Linked DNA regions of Mus musculus: all the other regions are linked to region 1. A link is a loop called in an ENCODE intact Hi-C map of the cell type or tissue named here. Cell type or tissue: left cerebral cortex. All regions are shown on one strand.

Region 1 (8,000 bases):
ATCTTGTAAGAGCTGTCCAAGGAAGTGACCAGAAGCTGTGGAGGGGAAAAAATAAAAACTATAACTTTCAGTTTATGTGTGTGATGGATGTGCAAGAATGCAGGGGTTTGTGTGTGTGCTCATCTGTATGTGTGTGCATAGAACCCAGAGGTCAACATTCAAGCTCTCGCTCTACTGAGATATCCTCTCTGTCCGTAATTCTTTAGCTATGGCAGTACAGGATTATAGAGATTTATATTAATTCACAACCCTCTACTGTATCTGGAGCTCACTAGTTTAACTAGACTGTGCAGTGAGCCCCTGAGATCCTCCTGTCTTTGGTACCTTAGTGTCAGAGTTCCTACAGGTATTGGATGGCAATCCTGGCTTTTATGTGGGTACTGGGGTCCCAACTCATGTCCTGTCCTCATACTTAATAGGGCAAGCACCTAACCCACTGAATCATTTTAGAGATTGAAAAAGATGCATGTTTACTAACTAACTCCCTTATGAAGTTACCCTAATAATAGGGTTAGAGAAAAATAAATAGATAAATAAATAAATAAATTGCCATAGATGCCAACAAATAGAAACTATAGTTTAATTTTTGAATATACATGCAAAATTTTTGTATGCAGCATTTTTGTAAGAACTCAAACATCAATCTTAACCAAGTTTACTTTAATCTTACAATGTTCTCATTATTGAAATTCATTAATCATGTTAACATATTTCAACCAAATAGGGAAACCTTGTGATGATCTCAGTTCACGTAGAAGCTACGCGCATTACATGACTGTGAGTTTGCATGTGTGTAAGGGTGTAGCACTACCTTGGGCACGTGCATGAACAGGGAGGGCGGGGCTTGATATTTAGGTGTCTTCTCTGTCTGTACCAGGCTGTAAGCAGGTTCTCTCACTTGGCCAGGACTTCACTATGTGAGCTAGGCTGGCTAAGCAAAGAGTTCAAGACCTGTTTCTACCTTCCCAGTGCTGGGATTACACGTATGTCCCATGACATGCAGCATTTCTTTGTGAGTTCTCGAGGACTGAGCTCAGTTCTCAGGCTTGCATATTACTGAATATGCCCTAAACAATGGTAACTTTTAAGATTAAAATTGGAAAATAAGTAAAGATGAAAAGTAATCAGGGTGGGGGTGTGACTTAAAATTATCTAATGAGATGTCCGTTGAAATAAATTACATAATCCTTAGGTAAAATACATTTTCCTTAATTCTTAAAGATGTCTGTGTACTATATGTCTGACTGGCACTCGAAGAGGAGAAAAGAGGGTGTCATCGCCTTTGAAACAGGAGTTACAGTCGTGAGCTGCCATGTGGGTGCTGGAATCAAACCTAGGTCCTATGGAAGAACAGCCAGTGCTTTTAACTACTGAGCCATCTTAAGAGTTGTATTTTCATGAGAAATTATATAAAGTTATTCTATTGTTACATTGGAAACACTAAAAACCATATCACGAGAATAATAAAAAATAATTACATTACATTCTAATTTGTCGGTATGGTAGTTTAACAGGAAAAGTCAAATATCTGAGCAAACTGTTAAAGCGTTTATGATTATAAACTAAATTTAAAAAGTAACTATGTTCGAATATTTGTAATTAATAATTTAAAAATGATGGTATGCAAATAGCTTTAACTATGACTGATACAGGAATGATAGTTATTATCTATACACATATGCATGTGTGCTTGCTTGCATGTGCATAGGAACTGTTGGTGCAACTATTCAGGTGTGAAAGTGAACCTCACGCCGTCATGTATCATCGCCTATATTTACACAAATGGGTGAATTCTTATTGCTTCTTCTTGCCCTATATGAAGAACTATCTTTATGATTTTTGGAATGTCTTTTCAGGAAAATGCCCTAGGAAATTATTACAGGGAGTACATTACAAACGCAATGCTTAAAAAAATGTAATTTGACTCTGTTGGCAAGTGTGTCGTGAACCATAAAAGCCACCAAAAGGAATTTTTTTCAATACATGGAAATACAAGTGATTGAAATGAAAACTTATAGAAGATGAGCGGAATGTCTGAACAAGAAGTGGAAGACAGAGGATCCGGTGCTTTTTCATTGTAATGGTGTTCCCGAACTCATGATCCATGGTACCAAAAAGCCAGGCCATGCTGTAACAGAGAGAGCAGAGCCACCTAACAACATCATGTACATTCTTGATCTGTGTGGATAGGCGAACACTCTTCCTGTGCCTGCAGTGTAAACTGTCGTTCTTGTAACAGACTTATCCCAGTAAGCACTGCCAATTGCTCAAGTTGTACCAGTGTTGACTTTAACGAGGCACCTCAGCAATTTGCTCTAAGATGTTTGAACGAACATCTTGAAAGACCAATGACAGTCAATCACATTGGTAAGTTATGTTATATTTGGCAATTATATTATTATTCTGTAATAATTACTAATTATAAGTGACTCTAGGAAAATAAGGGCTAAAATAGTGTAGTTTCTTTGGACAATGTGTACCAGACAGCCTATTACAGATATGGGAGCTAGACTTTTACCCATTTCTTATCGATTTACCTATTTGTTTTGAGTACATGTGGTATGTGCTTGTATAATATGTGTGTATGTATGTGTTGTATATCTTTGCACATGTGTGCTTGCCTCTGTGCATGTGTGGAGTCGAGTCCAGAAGTCGGTTTTATGAGTTGTCCTTTGTCAGTCTCCACTGTATTTTCTTGAGATAAGATCTAATCACTGAAGCACGCTATGAATGAATGTAGACTGGTTGGCCAGCAGGACCCTGGACTGTCTGTCTCTGTGTATTCTCAATTGCTGGAAATTAAACAAACAAACAAACAAACAAACAAACAAAAATGCCACCGTGCTCAGCATGACACGGATGCTAGAGCTCTGACCTGTGACTCTTGGGCTCCATACAGGCATCACTTGACGCACGGAGCTACTTGCCCAACCCAGGATTAGAAGTTTATTTATCAAAGTCAAAACTGTAGTGAAAAAAAGTACACATATTTCTGTTATATAACTGTGTAACTCATGGTTTAATGAGTTTAATAGTTTTTGAACTTACTGAATTATAGATTCACATCAGTCATGCATGGACAGACATAGGACTTATATCAGCTCCTTTTCTCCTTAGTGGGACAAAATGCACAACAAAAAGAATTTAAGGCAGCCAAGGTTCTTGGGACTCCCAGTTTGAGGTTACAGTTCATCCCTGGAGACTCGGGTGTCGTAGGGGAACTTTGTCAGTTTTCTTACTGTTGCCATTTTAAGGATGATTGCTTTGGTGGATGCCCTTATTCCCTCACTAAAGAGCCTTCTGAGATCTTTTTCCATACAGCTTCTCTCTGAAAGAAATTCTGATGTGTTTTATTTTTTAACTGCCCGTAATAATTGTTCTTTGTATAGCACTGAAAGGAAGCTATTTTCTGCTTATTTTGATCTCTCCTTTAAGAGGTCAAACACAGGAGATCACTGTGGTGTGTGATGTAGGAGTCAGAAATCATTGGATGCGAATGACCTTTGTCTTGTAATTAATTCATAGCGTGAAACAAAAAGTCACTTTGATATGACAACAAATAATTGCATGAAATGATCACCACAATACTCAAGGATTAAGGAAGTTTCAATGATATAGAGAGATCATATAATATATCTTATATCTTTTTCTAATTTTAACCTGTTGGTGTTTTATCATGTCAGTTTGGAGTTGTTAACGGTAATTATGACTTTGGTTGCCCTCGTTTCAATTTCTTTTCAATAATTCATGATGATAGTTTATGTTGACTTCAGTAATGTTAATATTTATTCATGGTAACTTCTGAAGACGATGCTTGGGTACTGAAAGGAAAGAAATGGTGCAATCATAATTTTTAATTTTATAATCACATTCTTTTATCCTTTCCTTATTTAATTTTAAGCACATGTATATTAACAATGCATCTATATTCACGAATTGTCTGAAATATTCAGAAGTGTGTATTTGTCATTATGAATGTAATTTTGGCTTTGAGCACCAAATTTTACATAAGAGACATGTTAGGTCAAAAAGTTAATTTAGTTTTGGAAACTTTCATTTCCGTTCCTCATTGACACAGCCTCAATTTTCCCAGATCCATTTTAGCCTTTCAAGTTCCTACGAAATTCCTCTAGAGGGCACTATTACCATAAGCAATACAAATTAGCTCCAGGAGGATGAGGCTGTGAAAGACATCCGATCTTTCAATTTATTCACCTCGCTTCAAATCTTCTAGTGAATTCTGGTGATCTTCTGGACGACAACTATCCCTCTCCTTAGGAAAAAAACGAAACAACAAAATAAAAAGACCCCTTCTGAGGGTGCTGAAGTCATCTCAGATCGGCTACCTTGCGTAGTAACCAGTTCCTTATAGGATTTAGGTGAGGCAGAGAATTGTAATGGTGAGGGAATCCGCTGAAATCATTGCGTAAATAAAGAAAACCAGGTCCCCAGCTTCTCTGGAAAAGGGTGGTCTCATGGGTTTCAATTCCTTGAACTTGAAATCCTTTTCAGTTGTAGTTTGCACGAGAGATAAAAGGTATTTGGCGATTGCGTAATGATCAGAACTTAACTGCCACGTCACACACTGCAGAGCGGGCTCCTTCCAGGTCGCAGAGAATGTTTGAGATGCATTGTCTTCCATTTTAACGTCATCTAAAAACAGAGACTGTGATTTCTGATATTTACAAACTATCTGAGTGGGAAAGAGGAGGAAGGAATAACCAGAGACAACAACAACACACAGCAAGTATCTCAGTGACTCTGAAAACACATTCTTCACCTCGCGCCCGCCGTGTCCACTCGTGCCCAGTTCTCAGCTACTGGCAGATATGATCAATTTCGTCATTGACTTTTCTACCTAAAACAAATTATGGTCTACCCACAATGTTATAGGAAGTAGATGGTTTCCCTCAGAGGGAAGAACCTTTTCCGTTTTCCCAGGAGCTCACGCAGTTGTGTTAATGACTACCTCACTGTTGGCAGGGACCCAAAGTGGTCATAGATAAGGGACTCAGAGTGGCTGTATTTTACATGTTAGAGATTCTGAGCTTCGAGAACCTTCCTGCACAGTGAATCATGCTGGGAGTTGTCTCCAAACCCTTTGCTGACATTCAGCATTTAACTAAACAAAAATCCACATTTGCTTTAAAAGAAAGATATTGCAACAAAATTTCCAGGCCTGAGTATCCTCCTGTAAAAGAATACAGTGAGCATTGGACTGAACTTGTGAAATTACTGCTTAGGGAAGTTAAAAAGCAAAGTATTTTATACCTTGGACAGTAAATGCTCACCAAAGACTCTCGTGTTATACATCAGTTTGCCGATTGGTGGCGCTGTTTGGAAACCTGGTGTAAACTCTAGGAGGCAGAGCCGCAGGGAAGGAAGTTGGGTCAACCTGAACATACCTGTGAAGGCATTGCATGGGAGCCTGCCATTCTCTTCTCTCTTCCCATCCAGGGAACGGAGCTGCAGTGCCCTAAAGTTCTCTTCTGTGGAATGCTGGACTCCATATCCCCAAAGCTACATGACCAAACAGCCAGGTGCTAGGACCTACGAATCTGTGGCCCAAACCAACCTTTTCTTTTGCCATAATTTCATTTTCTCAAGTATTTTGTTCCAGCTGAATAGCCTAGCAGAGTTCAGAATTCCTTCCCTACATGCACTTAAATTGATGTGTCTGAAGCTCTCTGTCGAGTGGGCAATTAAACGGCAGCTCTCTCTTCCCTGAGCAAATAATTGGAGGGTTCAGTGCGTTCCTAGTCAGACGACCAGTGGTACTCTTCAGGCAAATAACAAAAATTACTGCAGGTTTTCTATGAAACCACAAAACAACCCTGAATAGCTGAAGTGGCCTTGAGCCCAAAGAATAAAGAGAGACATTTCATGCATACTTTTGAAATGTGCTATAAAGCTGTAGCAATCAAAATGGCATGGTTCTGGCATGGAGATGTATGCAGACCTGTGATAGAGGGTAGAGAGTTTAGAGGCAAGGCAACACACCAACAGCCAGCCGATAGTTCACTGAAGTGCAAGGAAAATGTGTTGGAGGGGGGATCATCCTGCCAGCTGGTGGTACTGGCAAAAGTGTGTTAACTGTCCAAAGAATTCCTCAGTCATAACAGTTAAAATTCTAACGGATGAAAGACTTAAACACAAGATTTCAAAGAAGGAAAACATGGACATTTTCTTAACCTTGAAACTGGAAAGAAATATTTAGGCAAGACACACCCCTCTCAAGCACAGAAATCCAAAAGAAATACACATTATTACTAACTAAATCCAACTAAAACCTGTCCCTATAGCAAAGGAAACAATAATCAAAAGACAGAGATAAACCACAAAGCATGGGAAATACACACACACACACACACACACACACACACACACACACACACACACATACACATATAAAAGCACATATATGAAAAGGTATTAATTTCAGGGCATTTTGGAAACGGTTGGGGAGATGGCCCAGAGGACAAAGCGCTTACTGTACAAACAGAGGAACCTGAGTTCAGATCCCCCAAAGCCAGGTAAAGCAGGAGGTTATACTTAGGGATTCTGGAGCAGTAACCTCAGAGCTTCAGTGCGGAGGCAGGAGAATCACCCCTGGAAACTTCCATGAGAGGGAATGCTAGTGTTGAGTATTCACTTAGAGACAGGACACCGTGTCCCAATCATGGTGGAAGGTGTGAACTGACCCCTGAGATTTTTCTACAACCTTCATGCACATGCTGTGGCATTTGTGAACCTACATCCACACATCACCACACACACACACACATGTGTCATATATGCATATGCAAACACGCATGAATCATGATAAGGTAAAATAGAAAAAGTAAAAAAAAAAAAGAAAAAAACCATCGCAAACAATGAAAAATGGTTTAAAAAATCACGATAAATCCAAAGAAGAGGTGCATGACCAGCAGGGATGTGAAAAAGTGCCTCCCATTACTACTTGTCAGGGAGATGCAGATAAACCCCAGCAAGGCATCAGTCCTCCTCCTTAGAGTCCCTATGACTAAAGATAATAGATGCAGATACAGGCAGAAGGTGTGGAGAAAACAAATGATTACACTGTTGCTGGGAAATCAATGAACCAGGCCCTGATAGAAAGCAGCGTGGAGATTCCTCAACCAATGGAAAGGGTAAAATCAGCACATGCTGGTAAATTTCACTGTTCACTTATGTTCAGAGCAAAGGAAATCAGTGTGTGCAAAGACGCACATTCCCATGTTTTACATGCCCATCCATAATTCTCCAAAGTGTCCATCAAGGAACAAGCAGATGAAAAGGACTTGATGTGTAGACAGTGGAATGCAGTTTAATCACAAATACTGAACTCATGTCTTATCCTTTACCACAACCTCAATGGAACTGGAGACCACTCTCTTCAAGAACCATGCAGGGCATAGAGGCCAGTAATTCCTCAAAGTCCTTGTGAAATCTAAATGGTGAACTGTCTTAGACAGGGTTTTACTGCTGTGAGCAGACACCATGACCAAAGCAAGTCTTATAAAAGACAGCATTTAATCGGGGCTGGCTTACAGGTTCAGAGGTTCAGTCCATTATCATCAAGGCAATATCATGACAGCATCTAGGCAGGCATGGTGTAGAAGGAGCTGAGAGTTCTACATCTTCATCTGAAGGCTGCTAGTGGAAGATTGACTAGGGGTGAGGGAGGGTCTTAAGCCCACGCCCACAGTGACACACCTACTCCAACAAGGCTACACCTCCAAATAGTGCCACTTCCCGTACCAAGCACATACAAGCCATCACGTGACCTCATAGAAATGCAAGTGCACCGTGTCTGGATGGGGGTAAGCGGAGGGGAAAGGATGTGGAGGAAGAAGCTGTAGGAGGCGCTGTACTAAGGAGTGACTAGGAATGGACTCCAGAAACATTCTATTTCCAACAGAATGATACTGAAGGCTTTGGCTATAAAGAAATATATTTGTCATTTTCCTTGCCTTTTGGGGACTAAATATTTGATATGA
Region 2 (8,000 bases), 1.4 Mb after region 1:
CATGGCGCTGGCCAAATATGTGGTAGAGGAGGGTCTCGTTGGTCGTCAGTGGGAGGAGAGGTCCTTGGGCCTGAGGTATTTCTATCCCCCTGTGTAGGGGAATGTCAGGATGGGAGGATGGGAGAGGGAGAGTGGGGGAGAGCACCCTCACAGAGGCAGGGGGAGGAGGGATGGGGTAGGAGCATCCCGAAGAGGAGACCTGGAAAGGGGAAAACATTTGAAATGTAAATAAAGAAAATATCCAATCAATAAGAAGCAAACGGAGGAGGAGGAGGAGCAGGAGGAAGAAGAGGAGGAGACTTTTCTCCCTGTGCAGATCACTCAGGGTCAGCAAGGAAGAACCCATGCACATCCTCACTGCCTTAACGCTCAGACTCGGTTCTAGGGTGCTCATACCTTAAATGAGCTCTAAGCATTCCAGGGAACCTTGTAAAGTTAGACCTCCTGCAGCTTAGGATATAGGTCAGTTGTGCTATGGAGGTGCTCAGCTGGAAGCACTGGGGTAAACTGTCAAGACCACATTAACCAGTTGTGGTGCTGGCCTATACTCAGTTGGTGGAGGCAGGAGGATTATGAGTTCAAGGTCAGCATTGGCTGTAGCCACAGTATAAGTTCACCCTGAGTTACTTGAGACATTGCCTAACAAACAAAATCAGGTGCTAGAGAGATGGCTTAGCTTTCTGCATGCTGGGTAACAAGCCAAACATCTTTCTTGTGTCTATGACCCCAGTTTTGAAAGGGGTAGAAACAGGAGGATTGTTAGTGCTTGCTGTCCGCAGCCTCATAGAGTGTAGGAAGAGAAAGAGATTGAGAGAGAGAGAGAGAGAGAGAGAGAGAGAGAGAGAGAGAGAGAGAGAGAAACCCTGCCTCAAAGGCACAGACAGAGAGTGACAGAGGAAACTTGGTTCCTTCTTGTGCACAGGCATGCACACCTCTCCTACACTTACATAAAATACTGAAGTAATTAATATCAAATTTTCAATACCAGTTCATGAATTTTCATAGTTTTGTTTTGGAATTAGAATTCAAAGAATATTCATACTTTGTCTCATTTTTTTCCTCTAGAGGATTTTTTCTGTACACCCCTCTCTCTCCCTGTCTTCTCTCCACAATCTTTCCTTGAAGACTTGAACTCCTTTCCTGGGCAGTTTTTCTCGGTCTGATCTTCTTTGACTTCATGGCACTTTGCCCCACTTGGATCTCCTATAAATCTCACATTCAAAATTAGAGACTTCAGCAGACAACCACCAGTCTGGTGCCCGAGAACCAGGCAGGGAGCAAGTCAGATATGACCTCTGCCCTGCGCCATCTGGCAGGGGCGGGGCACAGCACTCCTGAGATGACCTCAGACATCCACAAGTCCCACGGGACACTAAAATGAACAAGTAAGGGGTGGAGAGATAAAAGAGAAAGAGAATCAGAAGGGTGTGTGCACAATGAAGAGAGAAAGAACAGGAAAATGGAGGTTGGTGAGGAACAGCTGGATGTGAGTAGCTGATGTTGTCACCTGGGAGCATGGCGAGGTCCTTGCCCATGCTGCTACACAGGAACATGTCTAGATGGCCCTGCAGCAGCATGTTACCACCAAGATCCAGGCAGACATCCCTGGTCTGGGGTACCACCATGTTGATGTTTGAGAGCTGTGCAGAACTGGCACCACCCCTAGACTGGGCATCATGGGAGATCTGGTGCCAAAGGTGTGCAAGCAGGAGAGCCATCTGCTCCTCCCCAGGTGCAGTTCTGAGGAAAGCAGGCTGCACCTAGCCTAGCACACACAGCCGAGCTGGCCCTGGTTGTAGGGGTTGAAGATGAGCCAGTCTGAGAGTGTGAGCGTGCATGGGAGAGGTAGCCCTGTACTCATCTGCTGTGTGGATACAGAGGGAAGGTGAGGGAGAGAATCATGCCACTCCTCTTGCCACTACCCACCTGCAGCAGTCAAGAAAGCTGACCACAGGGGATCTGGAGAGCAGGAGAGCTGTCCCTTCTCCTCACCTTTTGCAGCACTCAGAGTGGGACCTGCACTTGTGCAGCATAGTAGAGCTGGTCCTGATGTCAGGGGATGGAGGCAGGGTGGGGCAGGTGAGAGAGCTGTTCATGAGAGCAGGAGATCTGGTCCAAACCCTGGACTGCTGCAGCACTCCGGAGAGCAGACCCTACCTTACTTGAGCAGCTCTGCTCTGGTAGGCACAGATCCAAAGTTGCAGGACCTCCATGACCTAGGGAAACAACAAGATGTCTGAGAGGTCCCAGTGAGGGTCTGCTATTGATAGAGTAGCAGAACCTAGAGGTCTCAAACCAGATCAGTGACTTGTCCCAATGAACATTTGCAAGCAGAGAAGTGGGTGAAATGGTATACTGTGGGACACACTGATATACTACAGCTTCCACAATGATTTTTTTTCTTTTTTGGGGGGGTGGGGGTAGGGAGGTTACAAAGAGACAGGGAAATGAGTGGGATTGGGAAGCACGATGTGAAATTCACATAGAATCAATAAAAAGTTAAATAAAACAATTAGAGACTTCGGGAGAGTTTTCCTGGCCTTTTATCCACATAGTTTTATGGATGATATTGTGTGAGTCTCTCCGGAATAAATAACTTCTGGCTGTCTTATGTTAACAGCCATTGATAATCTTTGCTTAAATCCATTACCTCATTAGGTGTTGAAAAGATAAATTATTTCTTCAATTATTAGCTGCTTTGCTTCTAAAAAGAAACATTTCCCTCTCAACAGCTATTGGTCAAGTTGGGGTGTAGTTTATATAGGAAAAGTAGGATAGATTCTTGGAGGGTTTTCAAAAAAGTTAAGATCTCCAACAGTCTTCAAAAAAGTCTGTGTATCTTTTTAGATGTCTAGATACATAGCTATATATGTATATGTGTGTAATTGTAGGTATGTGCATATATAGTGTATATATGTGTTTCTACATACATATATAACATGCATGTATAACACATATTATATAGATAACCATATATATAATGTTTTAAGGTCTTCGTCATATGACAGTTTATTGGCATGGAGCCTATATATTTTATGTTCCTCAGATTTCTGTTCTGAAAATATTTTAAAGAGTTGCAGTTCTTTGCTGCAGTAAATGGCACCCCAATAAATATTATTTGCAATCATTTTCATATTTTTTTCCTAGCTCTTTCTAGGAGGTAAATACACTACCACCACACACACACAGCACACACCACTACCACTCTCACACACTCACACACACACACAACACAGACACAAAGACACACAGACAGACATACTACACACACACACACTCACACACACATAATGCACATGACTACCACTTAGACACACACACTATCTCACACATACACATACCACAGACACACAGCACACACCACTACCACTCTCACACACTCACACACACACACTCACACACACACACACATGCACACACACACACAAGCACATCAGTTCAGACTAATGTCAAACTTAGGAATTTTGATTCCTTTTATTTTACCTATTCAAGTCCACTTCTATAACCCATTTATGCCCTGCCTCAAATTCTGATTTTAGTAACTCTAGTTTAATTACTTTTTTCTTTTAGTCTACATTACATATTCTAGTCTCAAAATGATTTTGCCTCAACTGTTGTTGATATTCTTCCTATTATGTTGTTGTTTTCCAAATGAAACGTGTTATTTTAAAGTCACCTGGGACAGGTTCTTGATGGTCATTATGTCACCAGCAGTGCTCTCAATGAAGTCTTCTTTCTTTAACTTTCCTGGTTGTATATGAAAGGCTATCTGTATTGTAGTTAATTACTATGTAACACTATTTAATTACTATGTAACTTCAGAAAGTCATAGCTCCCAAAGGGGACATTAAGAACTCACTTTGTTTCTCGTCCCTAATGTAAGCATGCACACACACATGCATCAGGATCATCTTGTATCCTTAATAATAACTTCATTGTAGAGATACTAGCATAGACAAAGTCTTCTCCTTGTTATGGTCTCATAATAATACAATGTGCACGTCCTCAGATTTCTGTCCTGAGAATATTTTAAAGAGTTGCAGTGCTTTGCTTCAGTAAATGGCACCCTAATAAATATTATTTGCAATCATTTTCATAGTTTTTCCAGTATTTCATTCTGGGATAAGTCCCTAAAAGCAGCAATCATGTCATTTTTTTTTCTACTTAGAACTCCATCTCAGACTCTGATCCGAATTCTAGCTGTAATGGTTACTGACTTTGTTTTGAGTAGAGGAATCTGGGGTGGGTTGTTGAATTAATGGATTCAGAACCTGTTTCTGTGGCAGAGCTGTGAGAAGACCTGAGGCCCCAAATGGAATCACATATCACGTTTCCTTTAAAAAGCAGTAAGATAAACTCATCAAAGAAACTAGGCCCAGGTTTTCTGACGTCATCACAATGACTGCATTGAACGTGACAGGCATAAGACCATCATTATGGGCCAGTCTTAAATTAGTTGTAGATAGTGTAAGCTCTTTCTGAGCACCTGCTTGGTGTCATTTCGTCCTAGTGTGCTCTGTTCTGTTGACATTAAGACCTGCCATAGGATGTGATCGAACGTTAGTACTTTAAACTATCATTTATGAAAAAGGTGTGATTTGATTGCTTTCCATGGGAGGTGTCATGATTTCTACATATTTACTATGAGCAAAAGGACGGCATTAACTGAAACTTCAGCTTCCATCAGAGGAACCGCATCCTGGCATGAAAACTCAACCACCAGGGGGAGCAAACCAAAGTTCAGACACTGGTGAGAAACCCATGGCCATGAAGAAAGTAAATGGTGTCTCATTGCTTATGTGTGTGTGCTTGTGTGTGCTTGTGTGTGCTTGTGTGCATGTGTGCTTGTGTGCGTGTGTGAGTGTGTGTGTGTGTGTGAGTGTGTGCGTGCGTGTGTGTGTGTGTGTGTGTGTGTGTGTGTGTGTACACGCACACACTACAGGACAACCTTGGATCCCATTCCCAAGGAAGCAATGGTTTTATTTGTTGGCCCAATGCTTGTCAAGTAGGCTAGGCTGGCTGACTACTGAGTCCCAGGGATCTGCCTGTTTCCACCTCCCCAGTGCTTGGACTACAAGTGTGCACCACCATACCCAGATTTGTTGAAATGTGTGTTGTAAGGGATAACATTTATGCAAACACTTTGAACCATCTCATCTCCCCTGCCTGGAATCTCTCTCTCTCTTTTTAAAAAAATTAGACAAATGCTTAGGCATCATGACATAGTCTAACATCTTTCCACACTACATAATGTATGATATAGAACAGAAACAAATAATTTGAGTTAAAATAGAGGAAAATGTATATATAAATAACGTGTTTATTTTTAGTAGCACAGAAAATCATACAGTCAAATTTTGGTGGCAAGCGGCTTTAAAAACTGAGTTATCTCACTGGCCCTGAAGATCCATTTTTAGTACAGTATACATTTAGCACTCATCAAAGTACTACAGATAAACAGGAATCCCTAGGCCTCTGTCGTTCCTAGCTAGTAGCTGGTAGCTTCTTGCCTGAGTGCTTTCATTTCATTATAGCTGAAAATTTAGAGGCACTTTGTTATGTGACTGAGGCCACATACCAGGAACAAGGGGAGATCTCAAGTGCAGTTGGATGAGAAATTTGGAACGGAGACTATGGTAGTCAAGCAAGAGAGACTGTAACTCCCTGAAGAACACAATGTGGCAGAAAGAGAGCAGAATTCCTCAAGAACAGGAACTATGAAAATCACATTTCCCCCTAAATTATCACAATAGCGATTCTTTCCTTTACCCTAGATACATGCCCCACTTTGCAAGGTCATAAAATAAATGGCTTCAAGTTCTATACTTGAAGTCACTCTTATTTTGGGGGTGCAGGGTCTTTTCTATTACTGTAATTGCTTTGATTAAATCTTAGGGCAAGTTAGTAGGTGCCAAATAACTAGAAAACTCACTATCCTATTAGTGTCTTAAGGGAATTGTGAGGGTCATAGGTCGACATGTGTTGTAAAAAGCCCAAATAAACATTTCAGACTTTACGAGTCAAGAGACAGAAAACAGTGTGTCACAAAAGCAGTGTGTCACAAATGGACCCAGAAAACAAAAGGACTAATGGCTACAATGGCACGGTGTGCTTCTAAGTGTAACGATAATAATGCTGCCCCCCCTTCCTTTCTTCTCTCCTTGCATTCTTTCTTTCTCTTTTATTTTATCAAGACTCTGTCTCACTCATTTTATACGCCTGGCTACCTTGAAACTCACTGTGTAGATGAAGCTGCCCTGGAAGTAGTTAATCTGCCTCCTTCTCCTCCTCCTCATCTTCTTCCTCCTCCTCCTCCTCCTCCTCCTCTTCTTTCTTCTCCTTCTCCTTCTTCTTCTTCCTCCTCTTCCTCTTTTTCCTCTTCCTTTTCTCTTCTTCCTCCTCCTTCTACGCTCATTCTTCCCTCTCTTCTCTTCTTCCTCTCTCTCTCTCTCTCTCTCTCTCTCTCTCTCTCTCTCTCTCTCATTCTCAATTTATATCTACTGATAATAAAATGGAAACTTTAATTCTATGGATATAACTCTGCCTAATCTTGGTTCATTGTTAATGCCCTCAGACACTAAACTGCTTACAAATGTTCATTAGTGAAATACCTTTTTACCATGTGGTCTCTACCAAAGCATGCCAGGGCAGATTTAACCAACAGAATATCATGAATTGGTTTCCTCCAGAGGACCCCATTACAGTTTGATTTCAGTTATTTCAATGGTCTCTTTTGACTTCTTTACAAATGTATCTAATTCCATCTCTTCAGTGATGTACACAAGACATACATCACATGGGAGATTATTAGTAGTTTCATGAAGAATTAAGCATTTCCTTCTATTATGTGTCTTGAGATTTTGGCCTAGAGGACTCTAATTCTCAGGATCATGATTTTAGGAACCCAGAATGAATAGAGCAAGTAATTTACTTCTGGCCATTCTGGCTGTCCCATCCCAACACTACTACCTATCAGTGATTGGCCTAGTCAAGTGATAGTATACTCCCATTTGAAGAAAAACAATAAGAGTAAATCTTAAAATGGGGAGAACTCAATATTTATTTAATGTTTGGGAGTGTTCATGTTGTTTTAGTGACATGACATTAGTGACTCAGAGAAAATTAATTTAAGCATTATTATTATTATTCTAAGACATGAAACCCACAAAATGCTCTTTAGCTCACCAATTGTCTTTGACCCTGTTAATGAGGTTATGGGCTTTCTACCATAATTACTCCCGCATGTTGGTGCTCACAGTCTGTCACTAGAAATGAGTAGAACACCTGCCTCCAGAACAAATAGTGTTTTCAGTCGTAGATTCTTTCAATCATCTACTTCACTGTCTTCATTTTAAATGTGAAATACTGAAAAGAGATTGAGGGAGCCTCATCTGGCATTAAGGTTGGTTGGTGAGGAAGACATCATTAGAATAAATTCTTGGATCCAACCTCTAAATACGATGTTACAAAGGACAAGGTATCCAGGAAAAGGTGCTCTCCCATTAGCTATTATGCTTGTAGATTGAATAACACAGAAATTTAATGTAGCATTTGTTTTCATGGTTAATATAAGTCATGAACTACCATTTCAGCAAACACCAACATGGTCAGTCACATTTAGGTGAGTAACGTTCTCTGATCTACAATAACTATACCAATAGTAAAGAGCATTAAATTTTATGAAGTGCTTGGTTTGGGAGCAGGGTGTAGATTATAATTTCAAGAGAACAGACGGGGGCACAGTTTGGGGACCAACTTGGTTATAGAGGCGATAAGGCTATCCAAATATTTGTTCTTATCCCATCTGTCTTCCTAAGGCGACATGCTGCAAATGAGAGGGAGAAGGCCAAATTCATATGCTCACATTTTTCAAGCTTAGTTGTAACCATTGTTATCACATTGAGCCTACCATGGGTTACAGCTAATCTGACAAAATGACGACTGACACATTAGAGCAAAGGCTGCTTTCAGAGCATGAAGTTTTAAATTTAGATAGTGCT
Region 3 (8,000 bases), 1.8 Mb after region 1:
CTTACAATCCAGCTAGGCTCACTGGCCCCTCCCTCCCTTGCTATGGGCTCGCCCTAGGCTCTGCCTCCTGCTCTCTCCTGAGCTCCAGCTTCCAGCTCTTGCCCCATCTCCTCTCTTCTCTCGCGTTTCCCCAGCCCTGGCCATGTCCAGTCGGCTTTCTTCTCTCTCTGCTCTAGACTCTTCAAAATAAGACCCTTCCCTTTATTAATGGAGCAGTCAAGGTGGGGGGGTTCCTTACTCTGGCCCCTCAAATACAACTTTGTTCCTTCCTTTGTGGTGGTTTTGCTTAATTCAGTTGAGACAATGTCTCTTAACTATCCCAGGCTGGCCTCAAAATTGTTAGCCCTCTGGCCTCCACCCCTTAGTACTGATATCCAATCACAGCACTGGGACAGCAAGCTCAGCCAACACCTGAGTGACCTTTATTGTCCTAGATATTCTGGCTGAGAGGCCTGTGCTCTTAGAGTTCGGAACAGGTCAGCTAACCCTGGGATCAGTACCCTGGTGCCACAGTACAAGAGGTATTCCACACAGGACTCTGCACATCTCGGTGCCTATAAAGACTTCTTTTGTAAAATGCACTTTGGCTCCTTTTGCCTTTCTTCCTTGGACAACCGTCCTAAACCACCAGAGAAAAGAGGAAAGGAGGTGAACAAGATGGGCATCTGAGCCACTACATTTGGCCAGGGCAGCCTCAAGACCAAAGTAGGGCATGGAAGCCCAAATAGGTAAGGAGGGCAGCCATGCATACAGCCGCCCAGAGTCCACACAGGAGGGGAGAAGGGAGCTTCCCAGGCTCCTAGTCTCACACAAGCTCTTACAAACACAAAAATAAGAGACGATGACCTCGGGGAGCCAGAACCCCTGTTATCACAACTCACTTAACGAGCAGTCTAAGCCAGGCTTCCTATAATCCTAGCCCTTGAGAGGTGGAGGCAGGAGGATTAAGATTCAAGGTCACACTCACCTAAAAATGTTCTAAGCCAAACTATAATATGTCAGATCATTTCAGGGACTGGAGCAACAGCTTAGTGGTTAAGAGCACTGGTTGCTCTTCCAGAGGACCTGAGTTTGAGTCCCAGTACCCAGATGTCAGTTCACAACTGCATGTAACACCAGTCCCAGGGGAGACAAGGGCACCCAGGCACCCATGTGGTACATAAACGTACATGCAGACAAAACACCCATACACAAAAAAATAAATAAAATTAAAATTAAATTAATATTAAAAATTTTTAAAAATACCATCTCAGAAATACACACACACACACACACACACACACACACACACACACATATATATATATATATATATATATATATATATATATAACTTCATAAGTGCACAAAGGTAAAAGATGAATGGATATTCCATTTATAATCTTTTTTAAAAGGACTTTGAATTGGGCTGGTGGAGATGGCTCAGTGGTTAAAAGCACTGCCTGCCCTTGCAGAGGACCCAAGTTCTACTCCCAGCACCAAGAGCTCACAATGGTCTGAAGCGCCAGCTCCAGGAGAGGTGATAACTTCTTTCAGCTTCCAAGGATACCAGAATGTACATGGCATACAGACATATATGCAGGTAAACCACCCATATGCATAAAGCCCAAAACCAGCCACCTCAGAACACGATGAAGTTAGACCACAGCAAATGGGGGAAAGACACACTCACCACCTTTGTAAAATAAAAGCCAAGGGAATGTCATGCCCAGGGTGCCTGCTAGCAGGGTTTGGTTTCTCAACACCCTTCTTGCAGAAAGAGTGGACTTTGAGCTGCTTTGGCTTCATCCTTGTGTTCCTTTGTGCTACACCAAGATTATTCTTTGTTTTGAACACCCTCAACCATAGCTATATATGTACCACTTGTTACTAACAGTGTCTGTTAAACTGTCCCTGTTTCTTCACAATTAAGATCTGCTTGAAACTTTTCCCTTAACAGAAACAGTCTGACATGAAGTAAGACATTGGGAAAATGCTCCCCAGTACAAAATCCCCACTTTCCAGATACCTCTGACGAGGCACAAATTTGAAATGAAGTTGTTGCGCTGGCTCGCTTTATGCCAACTCGACATTAGCTAGAGTCATCCGAGAAGGGGGAACTGCAACTGGAGGAAAAATGCCTACACAAAGATCAGGACGGAGTCAGGCCTGAAGGGCATTTTCTTAATCAGTGACTGATGAGGGAGGTCCCAGCCTACCGTGGGTGGTGCCATCCCTGGGCTGGTGGTCCTGGGTTCTATAAGAAAGCAAGCTGAGCAAGCCAGAAGGCAGCATCCTCTCATGGCTCCTGACCCCTGCCCTAGTTAAGTGTCTGCTCAAGGCTTGCTTCAAAGACGAACAGGGAGGGAAATAAGCCCTTTCTCCCCCAACTTGTTTTTGCTCATAGTCTTTCCTCAGTTATAGAAATCCCAAGACAAAACCACCACCATAACTGTGAGATGCCTTTAAAAACAGATGTCAAGCCGGGCGTGGCGCCGCATGCCTTTTATCCCAGCACTTGGGAGGCAGAGGCAGGCGGATTTCTGAGTTTGAGGCCAGCCTGGTCTACAAAGTGAGTTCCAGGACAGCCAGGGCTACACAGAGAAACCCTGTCTCGAAAAACCAAAAAATAAATAAATAAATAAATACATAAAATAAAAACATAAAACCAGATGTCATCAAATGGCCTTTGACTGACATTCAAACCCAGAAAGGCAGGGCACTCATGGCTCCTGTCTACACACAGCTGCATGGACAGATTCGCCAAACAGTAAGTAAAGATGTATTCCACTGGTCCACATGTAAGGGCCTAGGTTACTTGGGGAACTGAAGAAAAAAAAACATGTTTATGGACATTTTAAGGAAAGGTCTAGAACATGTTGGTTGACAGACCCTGGAGGGATTAACAAACAACCAGCATGGTGGTTTCCTGAGTGTGCTCCAGAACCACCCAGACCCAGACGGTTGGACATCCACGTTCTGCTATTACAATCAGAGCATCCCTGTCTGGAAAGCCTCTTTTACACATCCCCTGCTGGGAGAAACTTTCCTTGCAGAGTTCTCATCCTAAAAATCAAGTTCAGGGCCAGCCAGATGGCTCAGTGGGCAAAGACAATTACTGCCACACTTAGACATCCTGAATTTGAATCTTGGCTGTCAAAAGGTAGAAGGTGAGATAACTGTGAAAGCTGCCCTCTGATCTCCAGAGGTGTGCATGCGCGTATTCCCACCCCCAGCACTAACACACACACACACACAAAGTAGACAAATACATTTGATTTTTAAAAGCTGTCTTAAAGGCTGATGAGATAGATGTCTCAGCAGTCAAGAGCTCTTCCAGAGGCCCTGAGTTCAACTCCCACATGGCAGCCATAGACCATCTGAAATCCAATCCCAGGGGATTGGATGCCCTCTTCTGGCCTCAACAGGCATTGCACGTGTAATGGTAAACAGACCGTGTACAGGCAAAATCTCACACATAAAATAAAAATAAAATGAAAAAAATTGTAAATAACAATGACTAATGAATTCTACAATCTCCCTGGTGATAACTGCATTTTCCTAAAAATTTTTTAATACAAATGTGTTTAAATAACGCTAATTTCTTTTTAAAAAGTAGTACTCATTAAAAACATTAAGATGTCTTTAATCAGCAAAAAACCACAAAACTCATCAATTAAAGCAATGTTGAAATTAATACAGAACAATTTTTTTCATAGTACATATATAATTCACGTGATTTACTTTAGCAGATTAGATTACAGCTGTGTCACGCCTAAGGATTAATACCACAGCACACAAAAACTCTTGCAATCTATGTGATTATAACAAGAACAGTAAGGAAAATATAATCTATACATGGAGGTGTGAGTGCACATTAACTATTACTCTAAATAGCAGCTGTTAATGTCTACACTGTTACTTTGCAACACGGGAAAGGTAGTGTTTTGATGGCTTTTTAAGAAAGCTCTTTCTATATAGTCCAGGCTAACCTGACACACAACTGATGCTGGGGTTACAGGTGTGTGCAATAGCACCCAGCCCAGGACTTACACTTTAAGAAAGTAAAAATGGCCGGACAGTGGTGGCGTACGCCTTTAATCCCAGCACTTGGGAGGCAGAGGCAGGTGGATTTCTGAGTTCCAGGCCAGCCTGGTCTATAGAGTGAGTTCCAGGACAGTGTAGAGCTACACAGAGAAACCTAGGGGCTGGGGGCGGGGGGGGGGGGGGGGAGTAAAATTGGCTTAATTGCATCTCCTGAAAGGAAAATTTGAAACTTTAAAAGAGCTGTTGGGGGGGGGGGGGAATTATGTTACATCCTCGACCTTGTACAAAGATGCAGACTAGCTTCATCTTCAGCCCTTAGTCCATCTTCCAGGGTCACTGCTAAAGTTTACACTGCAGGGATAAAGTGTAAGGCTCTGTTGGAGAGAGGGACTAAAGTGCCATTAACCTGGTACAGAGACTACCTGTCAAGCATGCAATTCTAAACACTTCTAAAGTCTAGACTGGCAAGTCCCTTCTGAAAAGAGTAACCCTGTGTATCACTCACAGCCACTCAAAATCAGTCCCTATGAAAAGAACTTAGTGCGCTCATTATCGTTGCTTATTCAACACTAAGTGCAGAGAAATATACCAGCGGCTCCAAGTATCCCCTCCTCACACTATCCAAACCACCTTCAGACAGAAGTAGCTTCCTAATAAATAACTACTTTACAGATGCCGGTATATAAGCACAGAGTGAGTAATTTACCCAAAATCACACACCTAAGAGGGTCCAGGATACAAAGCAAACAATCTATTATGCAAAGTTAAGTCATTGACATTTGGCTCAGTCACGTTTTTGCTACGTTTGAATTACAGACTTTTAATTTTTTTTCCCAGAAATATCTGAACTAGTATCAATAAGGTGAAAAATAGTTTTAAAAAGAACATTTTGTCTAAGCATTTAAAATCATTTTTAGCAGACGGCGATGACCACCAGCACAGCCAACTTTGGGAATGGCTACGTGAGTCCGGCAGTAAATGAATGGCACACAAGTACCCGGCAGGCTTTTCACTCGGGTTGGTTTACTGCGACCACAGAGCTACATAGTGCAAAGATCTAATTAACCCTTCCTTGCTTCCGCTTAAAGGGTTAAGACTGCATAGAGCCTGGCGACAGGGCTGTCCCCGAGTTCTGCCTCAGTTCAGGTCTCCGCCCTCCGGGGATCGCCCTGGGCACCCCCACCCCCAACCTGGCGAAGGGGAGCGCAACCCGCTGGCCCTTACCGAGCTCTGTGCCCCGGCAGTGAGCAGCCATTGTGGCCACCGCTGAAAGCCAACCCTTGCTCCAGGTCGCCACACGGGCCTGGCCTTCCTCCTTCCTGTCAAGTCCCCGCCCAGAGCCACGCCCCTTTTGCAACGCCCTACCAAAGCCACGCCTCTTCGGTCCTGTACCACTTAAACTTTTCTCCAGCTCCTGGGCTTGGAGCCCAGCCAGGTCATCACCCTACCTGTTCCCTGTCTTTCCAGGTCAGGCCTGTGACTTGAGCATTCCCCAGCTCCAGAAGTCTCCCAGACCATTTTTAAATGCTTACATGGCCAATTGAACTAGACAGAATCAGACTTAGGAACTTTAGCTGTAGGATCATGTGAGTGGCAGGACTGGATTCTTTCTTGCATGAGCGGAGCAATGTAGTCTTGGACCCGAATTGTGGGTAGTGTTCCAGAGCCCTCAGGGGACAGCCAAGGTAGTCTAGGAGCTAGAACGCGCTGTAATTTCTAGTCTGGACTCAGTGAAAGAGCAGCTAGGACATAAGCTTAGGAAGACTCGGTTTCTTATTTTTGTTTTTTTTTTTTTTAAGATTTATTTTATGTATATGAGTACACTGTAGCTGTCTTCAGACACACCAAAAGAGGGCATTAGATCGCCATTACAGATGGTTGTGAGCCACCATGTGGTTGCTGAGAATTGAACGTAGGATTTCTGGAAGAGCAGTCAGTGCTCTTACCGCTGAGCATCTCTCCAGCCCTTTCGTTTTGTTTTTAAGACAGTTTGCTTTGTAATCACGGTTGGACAAGAGGTTGCTGTGTTGAATCTCCTGCCCCAGACCCCAGATCCCCATTGCTGGGATTACAGGCAGATGCTACATTCAATAAAAGGTCCAGCTTCTTTCATTTAGAAAATATAGTATTTTCATTTTTGTGTCTACACACATATGTGTGCATAGCACATGTGTTCAGGTATGTGCAAAGGCCAGGCCAGGCCACTCTGGACCAAGAGTTAGTCAGGAGCTGGGAACCATACTTAAGTGTTAAGAAGCGCAAGCACTCTCAACTGCTCAGTTCCCTCTTCAGGCCTGAAAAGAATTTTTTTAACTTAGTTCTGTGAATAATTGAGTATGTAACCTAGGACACACTACTGGCCTTAGTTCTGTGAATAATTGAGCATGTAACCTAGGACACACTACTGGCCTTTGTGAACTTCATTTTCCTTATCTGTAAGAAAGGATCGCGACAATTTCTTTGCTTTCTAAAGTTGAGATTCAGTGATGATTTTTCTCAGCCTGGTTTCTCTGAATTACTCCAGGTTCACAGTCTAGGGGGTGAGCCACTGTATCTGTACTCACATGGACCATCTCTGCTGAGCTACAAGTTTGTCTGAACTACAAGTTTCTCTAGTGAATCAATTGCTCTAGTTCTTTCATCTCAGGAAAGTCCTGCCAGAGATGTACATATACCCAGAGACTCAAATTTTGAGAATTAAGCAGCAATCTGGTAAACAGGTCTCTAATGAGCTCAAACTATTTGTAATTCAATTCTTAGTGACTAGAAGGTTCTAGGACATAAGTCTACTTACTGCAAAACTGGGTGATCAAAATAGGTTTGTATGCAAAGTTGTAGTTTGTAAATACCTGAGGCCATGATAAATGTAAGTTATTAATGTGGTGTCAGATACACAATTACTCTGCTAGATAGAAACCTGCTTATTTCCCTACTGAGCTGCCATCTAGTCTGGTCCACACACAGCTACTTCTAAATATTTTGGATGTATGTCTAGGCCATATTCATAATGCCACTGTTATTTTCACTTAACCTTGCAAAACTTGGAGCAAGCACTAAAAACCTGGAGCTTATCTGAAACCATCTAGATCACCAAGAACGCCAACATCACGCATAGCCAAAATATTCATGTCTCAATGGAGAAACCTATAGAATTAACCTAGTCACAATGACCAAGCAATCCTACCTAATATGTAGCTATCTCGTGTGGCCTGGCCATGTTCATTAAGTGCACACATATGCACTACCATGTCTGACTTTACACGTGGCTGCTGGGAAAGCAAACTCGGATGCTGGAACATGCACAGCACACCCTTCACTGACTAGGCTGACTCGCCAGTCCCCACTTTACTTGGAAGTTTCAGCCCCACTGAAAGTTTCAGCAGGCTATGAGAAAATTGGCACACTGTCAAAGAATTATCTACCAGCACCCACAAGTGTCCCAACCTCCTGGTTCATATTCTAAAGCCTTTCCTACAGTGTAGATTGCAAGGCTGAGAACCAGGCAAAGGCGGGAGGTGGGAGACAGCAACATCCAAGAACCATGGGCAGCACAAGGAAGGATTAACAGAAGGGAGCTTCCAGGAAAAGCACACAGCCACGTGTAGGAATCAAACACACACGTGGGGTCATCCATGCCTTTTCATGTGAGCACCTGAATTTAAGGTAGCGTCAGTCACTAAGGAAGCTGAGAACAGGTTTAGCTGAGGAAAGGCTTCTAGCATGAGGGCAGAGGTTTCTCCTGGTGACTCAGAACAGAATAGCTTGGCCAGCACCTGGACTTTGCTCAAGTGAGCCTTGTTTCAGCCTCAGGACACTGCGATCTGTTACCAAGCATGCTGGTTCAGGCTACAAACGTGCTGCAGCAATAGGAAAGCAATGGCACAAAATAAGAAATGCCCTTAATTTATCAACTTCAGGAATCCAAGCGACTTCCATTACAAAAGATGCACTCAATTTTATTTAGGGTCAGACTC

What was found. Hi-C counts contacts between places; a loop is a spot of excess contacts. Peaks named below come from ENCODE experiments on the same cell type or tissue, not always from the same donor. Only the 100,000 strongest peaks of a DNase experiment are listed, where the experiment ranks them.
Region 2: it touches region 1 in a loop (3-fold over the local background); 4 of 42 quality-filtered maps call a loop at or near these places.
Region 3: a loop joins it to region 1, with 5 times the contacts of the local background. A loop is called at or near these places in 3 of 42 quality-filtered maps.

The regions. Positions count from the first base shown.
Region 1 is chr6:139,573,811-139,581,810 of GRCm38, reverse strand. No RefSeq gene overlaps it. Among named protein-coding and RNA genes, the nearest start is that of 4930404I20Rik, 20 kb to the right of the region's middle. In left cerebral cortex, CTCF peaks have their summits at 4,120 (motif pointing right) and 5,316; a DNase peak (open chromatin) is centred at 4,215.
Region 2 is chr6:138,160,846-138,168,845 of GRCm38, reverse strand. It overlaps Gm30213 (a long non-coding RNA gene), which reads right to left and starts at 2,291. Exons shown (of 5, transcript XR_869528.3): 1 at 1,993-2,291. In left cerebral cortex, a CTCF peak has its summit at 4,707 (motif pointing right); a DNase peak (open chromatin) is centred at 4,717.
Region 3 is chr6:137,751,889-137,759,888 of GRCm38, reverse strand. Strap (serine/threonine kinase receptor associated protein) reads right to left here. Exons shown (of 10, transcript NM_011499.3): 10 at 7,959-8,000. Dera (deoxyribose-phosphate aldolase (putative)) reads right to left here and starts at 5,312. Exons shown (of 9, transcript NM_172733.1): 1 at 5,251-5,312. The coding sequence starts at 5,281. In left cerebral cortex, a CTCF peak has its summit at 3,396 (motif pointing left); DNase peaks (open chromatin) are centred at 3,360 and 5,357; H3K4me3 peaks cover 1,012 bases.